2 separate regions of the Homo sapiens genome follow, and region 1 is linked to region 2. A link is a loop called in an ENCODE intact Hi-C map of the cell type or tissue named here. Cell type or tissue: endothelial cell of umbilical vein. All regions are shown on one strand. Each heading gives the region's core, and the rest is flanking DNA. Links, peaks and the distances in the headings are about the cores only.

Evidence for each region. Hi-C counts contacts between places; a loop is a spot of excess contacts. Peaks named below come from ENCODE experiments on the same cell type or tissue, not always from the same donor. Only the 100,000 strongest peaks of a DNase experiment are listed, where the experiment ranks them.
Region 1: it touches region 2 in a loop (10-fold over the local background); 9 of 110 quality-filtered maps call a loop at or near these places.

The regions. Positions count from the first base shown.
Region 1 is chr2:152,737,559-152,745,579 of GRCh38, forward strand. The region is part of intron 3 of ARL6IP6 (ARF like GTPase 6 interacting protein 6); the gene reads left to right. Among named protein-coding and RNA genes, the nearest start is that of ARL6IP6, 23 kb to the left of the region's middle. In endothelial cell of umbilical vein, for the core only: a CTCF peak has its summit at 3,354 (motif pointing left); a DNase peak (open chromatin) is centred at 3,353.
Region 2 is chr2:154,372,000-154,380,020 of GRCh38, forward strand. The region is part of intron 9 of GALNT13 (polypeptide N-acetylgalactosaminyltransferase 13); the gene reads left to right. Among named protein-coding and RNA genes, the nearest start is that of GALNT13-AS1, 81 kb to the right of the region's middle. In endothelial cell of umbilical vein, for the core only: no CTCF peak of the experiment used is centred there; a DNase peak (open chromatin) is centred at 3,802.

The DNA of each region.
Region 1 (8,021 bases), core at 2,315-4,814, 1.6 Mb before region 2:
CCACATGGCTGGGGAGGCCTCACAATTATGGTAGAAGGCCAAGGAGGAACAAAGGCACATCTTATATGATGGCAGGCAAGAGACTGTGCAGGGGAACTGCTCTTTATAAAACTGTCAGATCTTGTGAAACTCACTCACTATTATGAGAACAGCAGCATGGGGGTAACCACCCCCATAATTTAATTACCTCCCACACGGTCCCTCCCACAACACATGGGAATTATGGGAACTGCAATTCAAGATGAGATTTGGGTGGGGCACAGCCAAACCATGTCATTCTGCCCCTGACCTCTCCCAAATCTCATGTCCTCACCTTTCAAAACCAATCATGCCTTCCCAACAGTCCCCCAAATTTCAGCATTAACTCATAAGTCCACAGTCCCAGGTCTCATCTGAGACAAGGAAAGTCCCTTCTGCCTATGAGCCTGTAAAATTAAAAGCAGGTTAATTACTTCCAAGATAACAATGGCGGTACAAGCACTGTAAATACACCCATTCCAAATGGGATAAATTGGCCAAAACAAAGGGGCTACAGGCCCATGCAAGTCCGAAATTCAGTAGGGCAGTCAAATCTTAAAGCTCCAAAATGATCTCCTTTGACTCCGTATCTCACATCCAGGTCACACTGATGAAAGAGGTGGGTTTCCATGATGTTGGGCAGCTCTGCCCCTGTGGCTTTGCAGGGTACAGCCTCCCTCCTGGCTGCTTTCACAGGCTGGCATTGAGAGTCTGCAGCTTTTCCAGGCACATAGTGCAAGCTGTCAGTGGATCTACTGTTCTGATGGCCCTCTTCTCACAGCTCCACTAGGTAGTTCCCCCGTGGGGACTTTGTGTGGGGGCTCCCACCCCACATTTCCCTTCTGCACTGCCCTAGCAGAGAGGTTCTCCATGAGGGCTCCACCCCTATAGCACACCTCTACCTGAACATCTAGGCGTTTCCATACATCCTCTGAAATCTAGGTGGAAGTTGCCAGACCTCAGTTCTTGACTTCTGTGCACCTGCAGTCCCAACACCACATGTAAGCCACCAAGGCTTGGGGTTTGCACCCTCTGAAGCAACAGTGTACATTGACCCCTTTTAGCCACGCCTGGGACACAGGGTACCAAGTCCTGAGACTGCACAAAGCAGCAAGGCCCATGAAACCATTTTTTTCTCATAGGCCTCCCAGCTTGTGATGGGAGAGGCTGCTGGGAAGACCTCTGACATGCCCTGGAGACATTTTCCCCATTGTCTTGGCAATTAACATTTGGCTCCTCATTATTTCTGCAAATTGCTACAGCTGGCTTGAATTTTGCCTCAGAAAATTGTTTTTTCTTTTCTGTCACATAGTCAGGCTGCAAATTTTCTGAGCTTTTATGCTTTTCTTCCCTTTTAAACATAAGTTCCAATTCCAAACCATGTTTTTGTGAATGAATAAAACTGAATGCTTTTTTTTTTTTGGGAGATGGAGTCTTGCTCTGTCACCCAGGCTGGAGTGCAGTGGCGTGATCTTGGCTCACTGCAAGCTCCGCCTCCTGGGTTCATGCCATTCTCCTGCCTCAGCCTCCTGAGTAGCTGGGACTACAGGCGCCCACCACCACGCCCGGCTAATTTTTTTTTGTATTTTTAGTAGAGACGGGGTTTCACCATGTTAGCCAGGATGGTCTCGATCTCCTGACCTCGTGATCCGCCCACCTTGGCCTCCCAAAGTACTGGGATTACAGGCGTGAGCCACCGCACCCAGCCAAAACTGAATGCTTTTAAGAGCACCCAAGTCAACTCTTGAGTGCTTTGCTGCTTAGAAATTTATTCCACCAGATACCCTAAATCATCTCTCTCAAGTTCGAAGTTCCACAGATCTCTAGAGCAGGGGCAGAATGCTCCCAGTCTCTTTGCTAAAGCATAGCAAAAATCACCTTTGCTGCTCCAGTTCCCAATAAGTTCCTCATCTCTGTTGGAGACCACCTCAACCTGGACTTCATTGTCCATATCAAGATCGGCATTTTGGTCAAAGCCATTCAGCAAGTCTCTAGGAAGTTGCAAACTTTCCCACATTTTCCTGTCTTCTTCTGCACCCTCCAAACTATTTCAACCTCTCCCTGTTACCTAGTTCCAAAGTTACTCCCACATTTTCAGGTATGTTTACAGCAGCAACCCGCTCTACCGGTACCAATTTACTGTATTAATCTGTTCTCACACTGTTAATAAAGATATACCTGAGACTGGGTAATTTATAAAGGAAAGAGGTTTAATTGACTCACAGTTCCACATGGCAGGGGAGGCCTAACAATCATGGCAAAAGGCAAAGGAGGAGCAAAGGCACATCTTACATGGCAGCAGGCAAGAGAGCATGTGCAGAGGAACTGCCCTTTATAAAACCATCAGGTCTCAAGAGACTCACACACTATTAGTGGAACAGCCACATGGGGGTAACCACCCCCATGATTCAATTACCTCCCACCAGGTCCCTCCCATGACGTGGGGATTATGAGAACTGCAATTCAGGATGAGATTTGGGTGGGGACACAGTCAAACCATATCAATTAGTAATTAGCATTTTTTGTTTTTGGGTTTTTTGAGACAAGGTCTGGTTTGGTTCTGTTATCCAGGCTGGAGTGCAGTGGCATGATCTTGGCTCAGTGCAACCTCCACCTCCCAGGCTCAAGTGATCCTCCTGCCTCCACCCTCTAATAAGCTGGGACTGTAGGTGTGTCAGCATGTCAAATAATTTTTTTATTTTTTGTAGAGACAGGATTTTGCCATGTGCCCAGGCTGGTCCCAAAACCCTGAGTTCAAGCAGCCTGCCCACCTTGGCCTCTCAAAGTGCTGGGATTACAGGCATGAGCCACTGCACCCAGCCTAGTGATCCAGTTTTAATATGAAATGGTGTCATATTAGAGCCTTAGATTATGTACTTATTAATAAATCTAAAAATGGTTTTGAAATGTATATAAAATATATGTTGTGTATGCACAAATGAATACAAAATATAAAATATAAAATATACACATTCATTTCTATACATACAAAATTTAGATGTGTATATATATTTGTGTATGTGTATATATTTGTATATAAATAGAATATATACACATTATAAATGTGTATAAATACAAAATAATGCATATATATATTATGTAGTCCTAGCTACTGGGAGGCTGAGGCAAAAGGATTGCTTGAGCCCAGGAGTTTATTATACAAAATAATGTGTATATACATTTTGTATTTGTACAAAATAATGTGTACATGTATACAAATATAAATGATATATATACCCAAATATAAGTGAAATATTTACACACACACACAAATACAAATGAAGTTGTTTTATAGTCAAAACCCTGCCCTCTAGTGTTTATGGAAAATATGCCGTTATTTCAGAAATGTCAGATTAAGTATATTCTCTATGTCACCAGTAGAGTGAGTCCTTGTACAGGGAAACAACTTCTCCACATTTTGAGAAAGTTGAAATCTTCAGACTTTTATTTTCTTCAAAATCAAATTGATATATTTTATCAATATGCGACATCATACTTTTATAAAAATATCTTTGTGACAGGTTATGTATTTTATCACCTAAAATAAGCAATAATATTAATGTAAGCATTTTTCCTAATTATATAAAAGTAATTCAGATTCTTTATTGAAAATTCCAAAAAAGAAAAAGAAAAATGGAAATAATCAAGGAAAATTACTGCTGACATTTTAACATATATTTTTCCATTCTTTATGCATATTTTAAAAATTGAAATTGGGATCACAATGTATATACTTTTTTGTAAGAGAGTAAAATAAATCATATATAACTGGTTTGTTAAAATAGTAGTCTTTTGCTATCTCTGCAGACTTAAGTACCTGGGTTTTTTTTTTTTTAACAGAATAGTTGAAGTGGGAAAACCATTTGAGAAGACCATATTTACTGTGACTATCAATTGTGTTTCCTTAGAAACAAACCCCTCAGAGGAAGAAAAAAAGTAACATTTATTACTGTTTAGTAAATATTAGGTGACATATTTAATGAAATCATCAGTTTGGGTCAATAATTCATAAGAAGAGGTTGAGATTAGAAATAAAAGCATTTTCCTTTATTCAAATTTTTTATGTTTACTGTTATATATTAGATAAATCTTAGCAATTTTCACTTTTACGTAAGCACAAGATGTTTAGGAAATACAAGATAGAGAACTTTGCAAGATATATTTCCAGATAGGTACTTAATGGACTTCAACAGGCATATTTTTTGGAAAGATGGTTCCATGTATTTGTAAACTTCGCTAAGTCAAAAGGTATAGTGCAATATCACATATATAAACTTGTCAATTAGTAAGCTATCCTTTTCTTTGTGTATTTAATCCAGTAGACTGGATGGAAAGTCTTGTTTTGGTTGTTATTAAAGGTTTGTTAACAGTGTTAAAGAACAAGAGGCAGAGGCAGTAAGTTTAGATTTTTTGGAATATCTAAATAGGCATTCCCATGTTTCACTATGTTATAATTCATTATCCTGCTTCTTCTACACTACCTACTCAACATCTCCAGTTCATTTCTCATCACTTTTCCCTGTTCATTGTCTGGGTTTTGTGAGTGATTTCCAAGAGACAAATGTAACAGTGTATATATAGTCAGTATTTTAACATTTTGGTTATCAGCTTTAATTATAGTTTTCAGGAGTTAATGCATCTAACTATGTTACCTACCCGTGGAAAAATACTGCATGCAAAGAAAAGCTAGAACTCTAAAGATAATCGTGGGCTGGGCATGGTGGCTTATGCCTGTAATCGCAGCACTTTGGGAGGCCAAGGTGGGAGGATGGCTTGAGCCTAGAAGTTTGAGACCATCCTAGTCAACATAGTGAGATGCTGCCTCTACAAAAAATTTTAAAAAGTATCCAGGTGTGGTGAAATGAGCCTGTATTCCTAGCCACTGGGAGGCTGAGGCAGAAGGATTGTTTGATCCCAGGAGTTGAAGGCTGCAGTGAGCTATTATATCGTGCCACTGCATTCCAGCCTCAGTGACAGAGCAAGATACGCTCTTTAAAAAAAAAAAAAAAAAAAAAAAGAACTTTGGGGTTCATTCTAGGCTTGGCCATTGGCAGCAGAACTTTAAAGTCCTCTTGATTGGGAAAATGTTAGTTATGGATACCAGCTGTGCCTTACAGTACATTTTCCTGAACAAGTCTACCTTTTAAGCTAATATTCTAGGATTTCTAGGGATGTCTTAAGAGAGTCCTATTAAACATTATGGGGGAACTAATGCCCTCCTAAGCCACCCATCTCGTAGGTGTTACTATTAGTCTGGTGTTTCCATTTTTTAATAGATGAAGAAACCAAGTCTCAGAAGTTTAAGCCACTTGCACAAAGTCAAGTAATTTGCAAGTAACATAGTTTGCAACTGACTGTTTATTTTTATTCACCATACTAGCTAACTTACCTCCTCTGCATTATGAAATTCATCATCAATAGGAGGAATTTCACTAATTGAAACAGCATCATTTTATTGACAATTAACAGGCACTCTGAGCTTTTGCTATGTGGCAGTTTTGCCCCCACAGTATTGCTAAATCAAAAGACTTTCTCTGTCTTTTCCATTGTTTTCTCCTAGTACCTGTATTCCACTTTAAGACTGCACTCCACGGTTCACATCACCTATGCTCAAGCTTCATCTAGTGGTGAAAGTATGTAGCTGCAGGTTAATAGTTATTCAGTGTGCTAGAAATAAAAACCACTCTGATAATAAATGTCACATCTAGGATAGAAATGTTACTCTATAGTAATAAGCTTAGTGGAAAAATGATAACATGAGTGATGGGTCGTATTGCTGACATGAAAAAATGTTCACTATTTAGATCAAACGTCAAATTTAACAGCATATACTCAAATAACCTTCACAGTAGGACATTAACATTGTAGGAATGTAAAACAACCTGGGGATTCCAAAATAAGTCATTCTTGGCAAGTAAAGTTGGTTTATTAATTTTAAGTCTAGTTAATTTGTATAACCTAAGCATACAGAGTAAAGTGGCAAGCGCCCCTAGCATGTAATGATTTCCGTAGCTGAAATCATTGTGAAGGGAGTTACTATGCCAAGGAAGCTCCTTAATAGGACTATTATTTTATGCTAAAGATATCCATAGATATTTATTTCCAAGGAGGAAAAAAAATCAATGCTTGTATTTAAAGTTGTGAGGATAGTTCAACTATATAAATGGAAATAAAGTACTGCTGGAAATTTCAAATTGCAAGCTTATGCTGATCAAAGGTATATAAAAGTAAGATTTCTGGTGAATTGGATATCTGAATCCAAAGCTTGGATTGTTGAATCATCCAGTGAGAAACTGATTTTAAATAATTTTCTCTCTGTTTTGAGAAATGCTATAGAAATAGCATGTCTTGCAGTCACAGCATTGTAGTTTTTGGAGCATGTCTCAGTTCTTAAATCTTCAGTTGACTTCTATGCTAAGAGATTTCTTATCCTGAATCTTACAAGTGAACATGAGTCTTTTTGAGGCATAGATTGAATTGTTTTGAAAAGAAATCTCCACCTTGAGTATAACTCTGTTCAGTTTAATGACCTCGAACATCTATGTTTATGCTAAAAATATTTTTGAAAGGCATGATTTAAAATTTTCCTAGATAGCTTTTAAAAGAGACCAAAACCTTCAAAGTCATCTCACAGATAGTCATTTTGAATTACCAGAAGTCAAACAAAATTATTATATTTTTATCATAACTAGACTCAGTTTTAAGCTACAGTATTCTTCAGGTGTCCTTTGAATAATTACATTTGTGCATTTCCTAGGCAGATTGGAAGACACAGTTGAATGTCTATTTTATAGAAGTCAGCATGAATTTACTCTTACATTTTTAGAGAAATTTGAAGTTTGGTATCTTCTCTTTAGATATATTATTGGTTGTATTTATGGCTTATTTGATATAGGGTTCATGGCCAAAATGCAGGGAAACTTCAGTTATTAGTGTTATATCATGATTTCTAGGCATATGCCAAGGTAAAGAGTGGTGTCTTTTTTTCACAAATGCCTGCTAAAATATAATCTATGAGATTAGATTGGGAATTTGCATTATTTCACAGTTAATATACAAATCAGCGGGTATCTGCTACCTTCCTCATGCTATCAATCTTTATTGTCTGATCACTATGAATTATCCATCTTTCCATTTCTTCTTCTTCCAACCACAAATAACATTTGATAAATATCCAGACACTCAATTTTAGAAAACATGCTTTTAATTTAATTTTTATTTAATGTAACATTATTTATATGCATCCTTGTTTAAAAAAATTGTATTGCCTTACAATGCAATCTGGAATCTGCAAAATAAATTGTAAGTGAGAAAGAAAAGGGAACAAGTTAATTTTAGTTTGAATTAATTTTTGGTAAATTGTTTTTAGTAACTATTTTAGAGAGTAACATGATCTATTACTCTTTTACATGTGTTACTTCCTATGTAAAGCGTTCTGTATGTAATTAGATGCTAACATTTGTGTGTGAGAGTGTGTTGTTAACTGTAGTAGGGAGCAGCAGATAGTAAAATACTTTGACATGTGAATTTCCTGGAACATTCAGGATTCAGTATTGGCATCCTGTATTATAATGTTACTTTTCTATTCAACATTAGTTTGGGTCTTTAAAATATTGTTATTAGGGTTTTTCTCTGACGTCTTCACATTGAGGGTTAGGAAGATAGAGAACAAATAAAACAGTTGAATCATAATATGCAATTCAAGAAAAGGGAACAAGTTGATTTTTGTTTGAATTGCTTGAAATTTGAAATTTCCAGCAGCACTCAGTTTTCTTTAATACAGTTAGCCTATCCTCATAACTAAATACAAGCACTGATTTTCCCTCCTTGGAAATAAGTATATGTGGACATCTTTAGCATAAAATAATATACGAGTGTTACAGGTTCTTAACTTGGGCATATATATAAGCCTTGGAGGTCAAAAACAGTGGGTTAGTTAGTATTCAAATTAGAAATTTCTTTTCCATGCAGACTAGATTTAACATTGAGCACAGTGAATTGAC
Region 2 (8,021 bases), core at 2,690-5,189:
TGCCTAAACTGATATTCAATGAGTTATTACAACATATTAGGAAGAGATGCTCTCATCAAGAATGGGAAATAAAGGTTACTTTTCAGTCAATAGTACAGAAAGCTTTGAAGATTCTAAAGCTTAATGTCTTCATAAAAAATTAGCCTTTTCTCAGATTGTAAAGAAGTTACCTGGATTTGTAAAGAAAAGAAGTGGTTTAATTCAACCTCCAGAATCCACCAAATTGAGTGAGATTTTATTGTCACACTATTTTGAAATTCGTCTAGTTCAAGAGAAGAATAGAATTTGCTCAGGGTTGTAATCCAAAGAAGTCAAGACCTCAGCATATGGAAGAATCCTCTAATCCCCAGATGTACTGATTGATTTGTGCGGCTGCAAATTTTTCCTAACAACTAGAGGCAATAGAAAATAGATTTCTGGTCCCTGGAGCCCTATTAAGAAATAAGTTTGCATTCAGATATCTATGTACAAATGCATTCATGCCAATGTCATTTGTAATAATACTTGCACACAGATAAAATTTAACAATCAACGACAGGGGACCAATCAACTAAATCATGATACTTCTATTAGGTTATGATACAGCCATTGAAATATTTACAAGGTGTCTTTTATTAAGAAATTTCTTAGGAAGTGAGGTAAAATATAAACACACAAAATATAGTATGTTTTTAGCTAGCCGAAAAAGACATACAAAATAAATATCAAAGGTAATGTTACATATGCTTATTTTTGGGTAGTGAAATTGTCTGTGATTATCACTTTTTATTCTTCCCTTTCAGCATATTTGAGTTTTCACAGTGTGCATACATTGCTCTATATTTGAAAAAAAATCATTCCTTTTACACATAAACCTAAATCATGAAAATTGTATAAACTCCATTTACTTTTTGCCCTTTTCAATATGATAATTTTAAAATAAGTTAAAAGATAAACTCAGTTTTTTATTTAATCATTAATACTCTGTCAAAAGAATTCTTAGAACACTTTCCTTTTTAAAGGACACTATTCCTAGGAGCTAAGATAACTGAAATTATATTTTGGTTTTAAAAAGTCAAAATATTTAAAGAAGTATTTTAATGTCAAAGTCAATTAGAGTACTGAAAACTTATATAAAAAATGAATCATTTGCAAAAATATTTCCTCAGTTTTCATACATTTTATGGCAAACCTTCAACACTTATTTATTCCAGATGCTAAGATTAAGACATCTGGTACAGTGTGAGGAAACACTATTTAAAAAGAAAAAATACATTGAATTTAGTTGTGCTAGTAACCAAATTAAGTATAAGAAATGTTATAACAAAACTGAGATTGTATTACATATATGTACTTGTCATTTAAATTGAGGCTTGAATCATAATGGCACCAGAATTTTCTGTTTCCTTCATCTTTGATTCTGACTGTCCATGTCTTGATCATTCAAAACCTTGAAGATAATTTTAAATTCAAATTCAAAACCTTGAGAGCTGATTGTCTGGTTCAGACCTTCAATCTGCTTAGAAAAATGTTGTCCAAAAAGATATATTATTTGTTGAAGAGCATATAGACAGTAAGGGATAGAACAGACAACTTCATCACTGGACTTTTTGCCCTCAAAAGATCTTGTATAAAAATCAGACCTGCTTTTAAAATAAAAGAGCATCCCATGTTTCCACTGCTTTTTATATTGTCTTTACTTACATCATCATTAAGTCAAAAGACATAAAACAGGTTTTGATTGCAGAATAGTAACAACAAACGTTTTCCCATATTGGGCACAAGTCTTCCCTTGGCCTTGTAATAGCCACTTAACAGGTGTGGCAGGAGTACTGTTTTAAGGACTAAAGATTCTTACAGAGTGTGAACAATAACAAAGATACTCAGAGCTCTGTGGGTTTTGTTTATGTTTTGCTTTATTTTATTTAAGATTTCATACTTCTGAGTGCCATTTTTTGGTCTCAAGAAGTGAGGCTAAAGTTGTGTTCAAAATTTGCTACAACTCCTCAAAGCCTTTTGTGAGTGCCTCCTTCAGACTTGTCAACTGAGACAGTTCACCAGTTATAACATGAAGTACTGTCTTTACTCCCAGCCTTCTTCCTTTCCCGGCTTTCTTCCTTCTTCACTCTTGTGCAGTATAGAATTGATGTTGTGACTTGGGAGACTGAAACCTCCATTTTGCAAATTGGTAATATGATTTAATTATCTATATTGCTGAAAGCCATTGAGATACAGGGTGAATTTCTAATATTCGGTAAGCATCATTCAAATATTTTATCTAGATCTCCCTTTGTTGAAGAAGGAATACTTATTAATCTGGAGAAGTTGTGGTAGTTGTTGTTTTTCAAATCTTAATTAAGCACTATTGCCTTTTTGTCCTTAAAAGCATATGGGGAGACAGTTAAATGAGTTTTCAATGAAAAGTGAGCTGATGGCTCTTGTTTAGTACAAGGAAAACCGATGAGCTGTTGGAAGAGTTAGAAGCCATTACCAGAGATAAGGCTCTAAATTAAAGCTGAACTATAAACTTCAAAATTGAGTAAGGAAAAAAAGGATGGGAGAACCATTACCTATCTAATTATGATGCAATTCAGTGGCAAGTATGTAAAGTTTATTTCAAGTACTCTAACTATACCAGCAGAAGTTGTCATTGCACATAATTGTTTCATTAGTTATGACTTGTAAACACATGGAAACATGATTCAACTGCCCCTTTTGCAGTCAAAGAAAAGTGTGGCTTCCCTGATGAAGTGTTGATTCCATATTGAGGTTTGAACTGACAAACCCAGCTTATACTGTACTTTGAAATGCTCCAAGCCCAGATTTTTATTTTTTTAACTACCCTTGTTTTAAATATCTTTCAAAAAGACAACGAGCTAAATAACCAATCTAATAGATAGATAGTGATTTAATTAACCTCAATGATTAAATCTGATCAGTTATTTAGAATACAGTCATTCATTTCCTGGACAGGGAAATGTAAATATAATCTATAGTTTTTCACAGAAATAATTTTGTTGTTGTTGTTGAGACAGAGTCTCGCTCTTGCCCAGGCTGGAGTGCAGTGGCGCAATCTCGGCTCACTGCAAGCTCCGGTTCCCGGGGTTCATGCCATTCTCTTATCTCAGCCTCCCAAGTAGCTGGGACTACAGGCGCCCGCCACCAAGCCCAGCTAATTTTTTATATTTTTTAGTAGAGACAGGGTTTCACCATGTTAGCCAGGATGATCTCGATCTACTGACCTTGTGATCCGCCCACCTCTGCCTCCCAAAGTGCTGAGATCACAGGCTTGAGCCACCGCATCCAGCCAGAAAAAAATTCTTAAGACTAGTAAGAAGACAGAGAGGACAGGCCCAAGATAAAAAGATAGAGCTATACATAGGGACAAGGAGGAAACACAGTAAGTCTTCACTTTAGCATCACCCTCCGGAAAAACCCTGGGCTACTTTCCTTTGCTCATTCCAGGAGGATCTAATTTAGAGTGTCCTTCTTTGCTCATTGGGCGCTTGCTTCCAAGGAACGATAATGGACGGAAAGAGATGTAACCACTAGCCTGGGAAATTTATCACTGAAAAAGGGCAACAAGAACGTGGACACTAATGCAGGAAGACAAACAAACCCACGCAGCCACCAAGAGACTAGCTTCAAGAATCAATTTATTCTTCCCATTCTCATTCACCTCATGGGGGTCAAGACAACTTGACTTTAATAATGCGATTTTCAAACCACTTACAAATCACGCAAACTGTGGTCTTTCTGATACGCTCTTAGGAGAGGGACTGTTTTTTTGCACGGAGGGATTAGCAAATCCGACTGCATGTATGCTTTTGAAGCAGCTTTAAGTTTTAAAAGGGAAAGGCTTCCATCTACTGGATACTTTGAGTAATAAAGACTATGAGAATCCACATGACAGATTTCCTTTTGTGCCGGCAATGCATAACCTGGCATGTTCACTTAGAGGTTTTGTAATTCTTTTAAAATACATTTTGTTGGAAGGACGTAGTTGTTACTGAATACGTTCAGCTTTTACAAAATACAAAGCCCACAATATATCACAAAAGAGAGACAAAAGGAATATATAATTTGCCCTTCTTTTCATTTGGAAACAATTGGATGGAACAGTTAAATACCCAACAAAGACATTCTATTTGTTAAGAAAATCCACAATAAGCATAGCTTTAACTGGAATATGAAGATGGTTGAAACAGAATGGGGTGTTTCAGTCACCTCACTTTTTTTCTTTTCTAAAAATTGTATTACTTTTAATGAGCAAATCTCATCTTCATTAGAGTCTGCCTATTTTGAGTTCAGCTACTTCTATTTAATGACACATATTTTTGCTAATATATTGCATTATATAGTCAGATAAGAACACGGGTCTTTTCCTGGGCATATTTTGTAGATGGGATACATTTGAGCTAAATCATGTAATCTTTGTTCAAGTCAGCACATAAAGATAAAAAATCTTTTTTCCAGCAGATAGATTTTTTAAAAGAATGTAAGAATTAATGCCTTTATTTAAAACAAATTTAGTTAATAAATTTTTTAAAAGTACACAGAGTACAACATTTTAGTGTCTGAGTCTTAATGAAATCTCTTAAATTTATATAGAAGTCAAAATTAATATCAAAATTGTACTGAATATCTTTTATACCAAAGAAAACAAGCAAATTACAGGTTAATAGTGTCAACTTTTAACTATGAGAATATTATGGCAAAAAGGACAAAACTGAAAAATCATGAGAATTTTTTTAATTCAAACTCATTAATATGTAGGACAGTATTATTCGTGGATTTTCCATGTTTCCATAAAGTGAGGTTGAAGAAATAAAGCAGAAAAATCTTAAGACTTGCCCCCTAAACTATAGTAAATATCTAAGGATTTGCAGATGCGTTCTCTCAGCTTTATACCTTCCTTTATAAATTAATAAATATATAATCCCTCACACCTAGAAAAGACTAAGTCTTGCTAAAGCAGATTCCTGTCAGGGTTACTGTAGAACTTATTTTGAATATTCTTAGTACCAGAACCTGGAATATAATACAATGTTAGGATCTACCTAGTTCAGATATATCTTTATAATTCTACCTGCAGGATTACCTCAAAATAGTATTTTTGAAAACAGTGAAATGATGTGCTGAGAATAATAGGCAATGTAAATTGTTCATATTTAAATATATATTAGCTTGGTAAGTATATACAACAAATATTAAATTACAGAAGATACTATGATAATTCCTCTTTGATAAGGACCTAAATCTTTTCATTCAGTGATATCTTTTCTGGGTTGTCTGGGTTCTGTTCATTGTCTTTTTTGTGACCAAGCTTTTTTACACATTTATGGCCCATGCTGATTGACAATGGAAATGTTTATTTCATTTTTGCAACTGAAAATTTCTTGGCATTTACAGAAGAAAGAAAAGAAAGAGGATGGAAAGAAGGCAGGCAGGTAGGAAGGGAGGGAGGGAGGAATTAGCCTTTTCTTTGCACTTGCTCCTCTAACTAAATCAAGCCCAGAACTTCTAAATATAACAATAAAGGAAGAACCGCTCATAGGCTTTAGTCCATACATTCACCTCAAATTATTCAAATGAGACTTCGCTAAAGCCTAGGGGAGAACACAAAAGAAATAAAAATGAAAAGTTACATTGGCGTAGTTAATCTGACTTAAAAATAATAGTTCATTCATTCATCATTTATTATCTAATATGTCCCAGGCATTCCTCTAGGTCCTAGGGATCTAGAAGTACATGAAACAGACAAAATATTTTTTCTTCATTGTACTTCCCTTCTAGTATGAAGACAGACAATAAATAAGATTATGATAGTAGCTGAGGAAATTAATAGATCATGAACAGGAACTGGGTGAAGAAGCAAAGTCATTTTAGATAGGGTAGTCAGAGAAGGCTTCACAGAAAGAGTTTAGTGTTTTGATCATATGATGCTGTGACCTAGAGGAAATCAAAGCTCAATCTCTAAAGACGTGCCACCCTTTTGGAGTGCATTCCTTTTTGGCTGGATTATCTTGGCTTTCTTCCTTGTGACTACATTTATATGACCCTTGTCCTTATGGAGTGCCCCCAACCTCATATACGCTGCTCAGATTTCAGACCCACAGACTATTTTACCTTAAGTTCCCTGTCTGGAGAACGAACACAGAGAACGCCAATTCTCTGTAAAGGAAACACACCACATTTAAGTACAACCCACATTCAAGAGGTTCACTGGGATCGCAGGAGGAGGCTGTTCTGCTATACTTGCTCAATATTCAGATTAAGAAGTAATCATTTATCACAAACGTTACTGAGACTCCTTGGTTGACTATCTTAGGAATGATTTGAGATGTGCAGCCTTGTGCCTTCACTTGAGACAATAAGGAAATACGTAACTAATATTTTAAGTTAGGGAGAAGGACTCACTTCCACACCTCCTGCTATTAGGAAACGCTTGAGCTCTAGGAAATATATTTCAAAACCATTATCCATCTTCTCTGTTGTAGGCAACTAATGTAATGTAGTTTACACATGCACAGAATTGCATTTTATTCTGCCTATGTTTAACAATGCAGACCGCAGATTGGTTGCAACAATTTGCTGTCTTACAAAAGTATGTAACAAATGTGAATTTTTAAGTCACAGATAATTTTTCTTCGCACCCATTGACCAACCTCTCACATTCCTCCCCTCCCGATTCTCTGGTATCGACTCTTCGGCTCTGCTTCTATTAAATTTTTTTTTTAAATTTCACATATGAGTGAGATTAACCCTGATTTGATCATTATACAACATATATAGTATTAAAACATCAAATCGTACCCCATAAGTATTTACAATTACAATGTGTCAATGGAAATAATATAAATATTTTTAAAGATACTTTTCCTTGAATGAACAATTGATCTGCAACATTTTGTCATGATGCCTCTACTTTGGCTTGGATTGTCAAGACTCTTCTCTCTTCATTTAAAATTTGATAAACTGTGACTTTAAAATGTTTCAGGCCCAGTCTCAAGGAAATTTCCTGTTACAGTACGTAAAATGAAACCATAATAACGGCAGTAATTTCAGAGGACATAGAATATGTGGCTAGAAATACATAATGTGTGCTTAATAAATGATGCTAGCCCTTTTAAAGCAGAAAACAAAACTACATTAACTATGATATTAAAAAAACTAAATGTTATGTCATTCGCTCATCTTAGTAAAATGGTTAAAAATTTTGTATTTTCATATGATAATAAAGACATATCATATTGACTAAGGACTACCAATATGTCTTAATAAAATAAACTCACCTTGTAAAATGCTATGTAGCTTTCTCTACTTTTTTTTAGAGCCTTAAACTAGATTTTCATAAACCAGGTTTTATCAAATGTTCTTAACATTTTCTTAATCTTACTACAGACTATCTTTAATAGTAGATATCATGGTTATGAAGCTGTGAATGAAAATTAAGATATTGCTTAAGTGCAAATAATTTTAAAGTAATTAATTTTTGGTCTATTAACATTGTCTAATAGTCTCCTACATATTCAATTCCTTAGAAGGCTGTTTGATTCTCATGTATTTAAAACAAACTTTAAAAGTAAATTATCTAGAAACTACTTAAAATGTAAAAACATACTGATGTTTTAATAATTAATGAGTAGTCCTATAATGTCTGTGTTCTTAAATATTGAAACTCAGCATTGGTTTATTGTCAAACAGAAATCTATAATTACACTATGTAGTAACTGTACAATTTTAATGCTGTTAAAATTTACAATGAATTCTGCAACACTGCCTTGCTGAGTAACTCTTAACTCAGTAAATACTGAATCCTGGGCAGGAAAACAATTGCAAAGTTAAGTATGCATTTAAAAAGATTAAAGGAATTAAGATTACTGAACCCCATGAAAATATTAATAAAACACTTATCTTAATGACTGTTAAGTGAAGTAGCAAATATCTTAATCTATGACTAAAATCACTGAAAATTGCTTTCAAATTTTTTTATCTAGCAGAAGAAATAAAATTAAACTTAAATATTTCTATTTATGTCT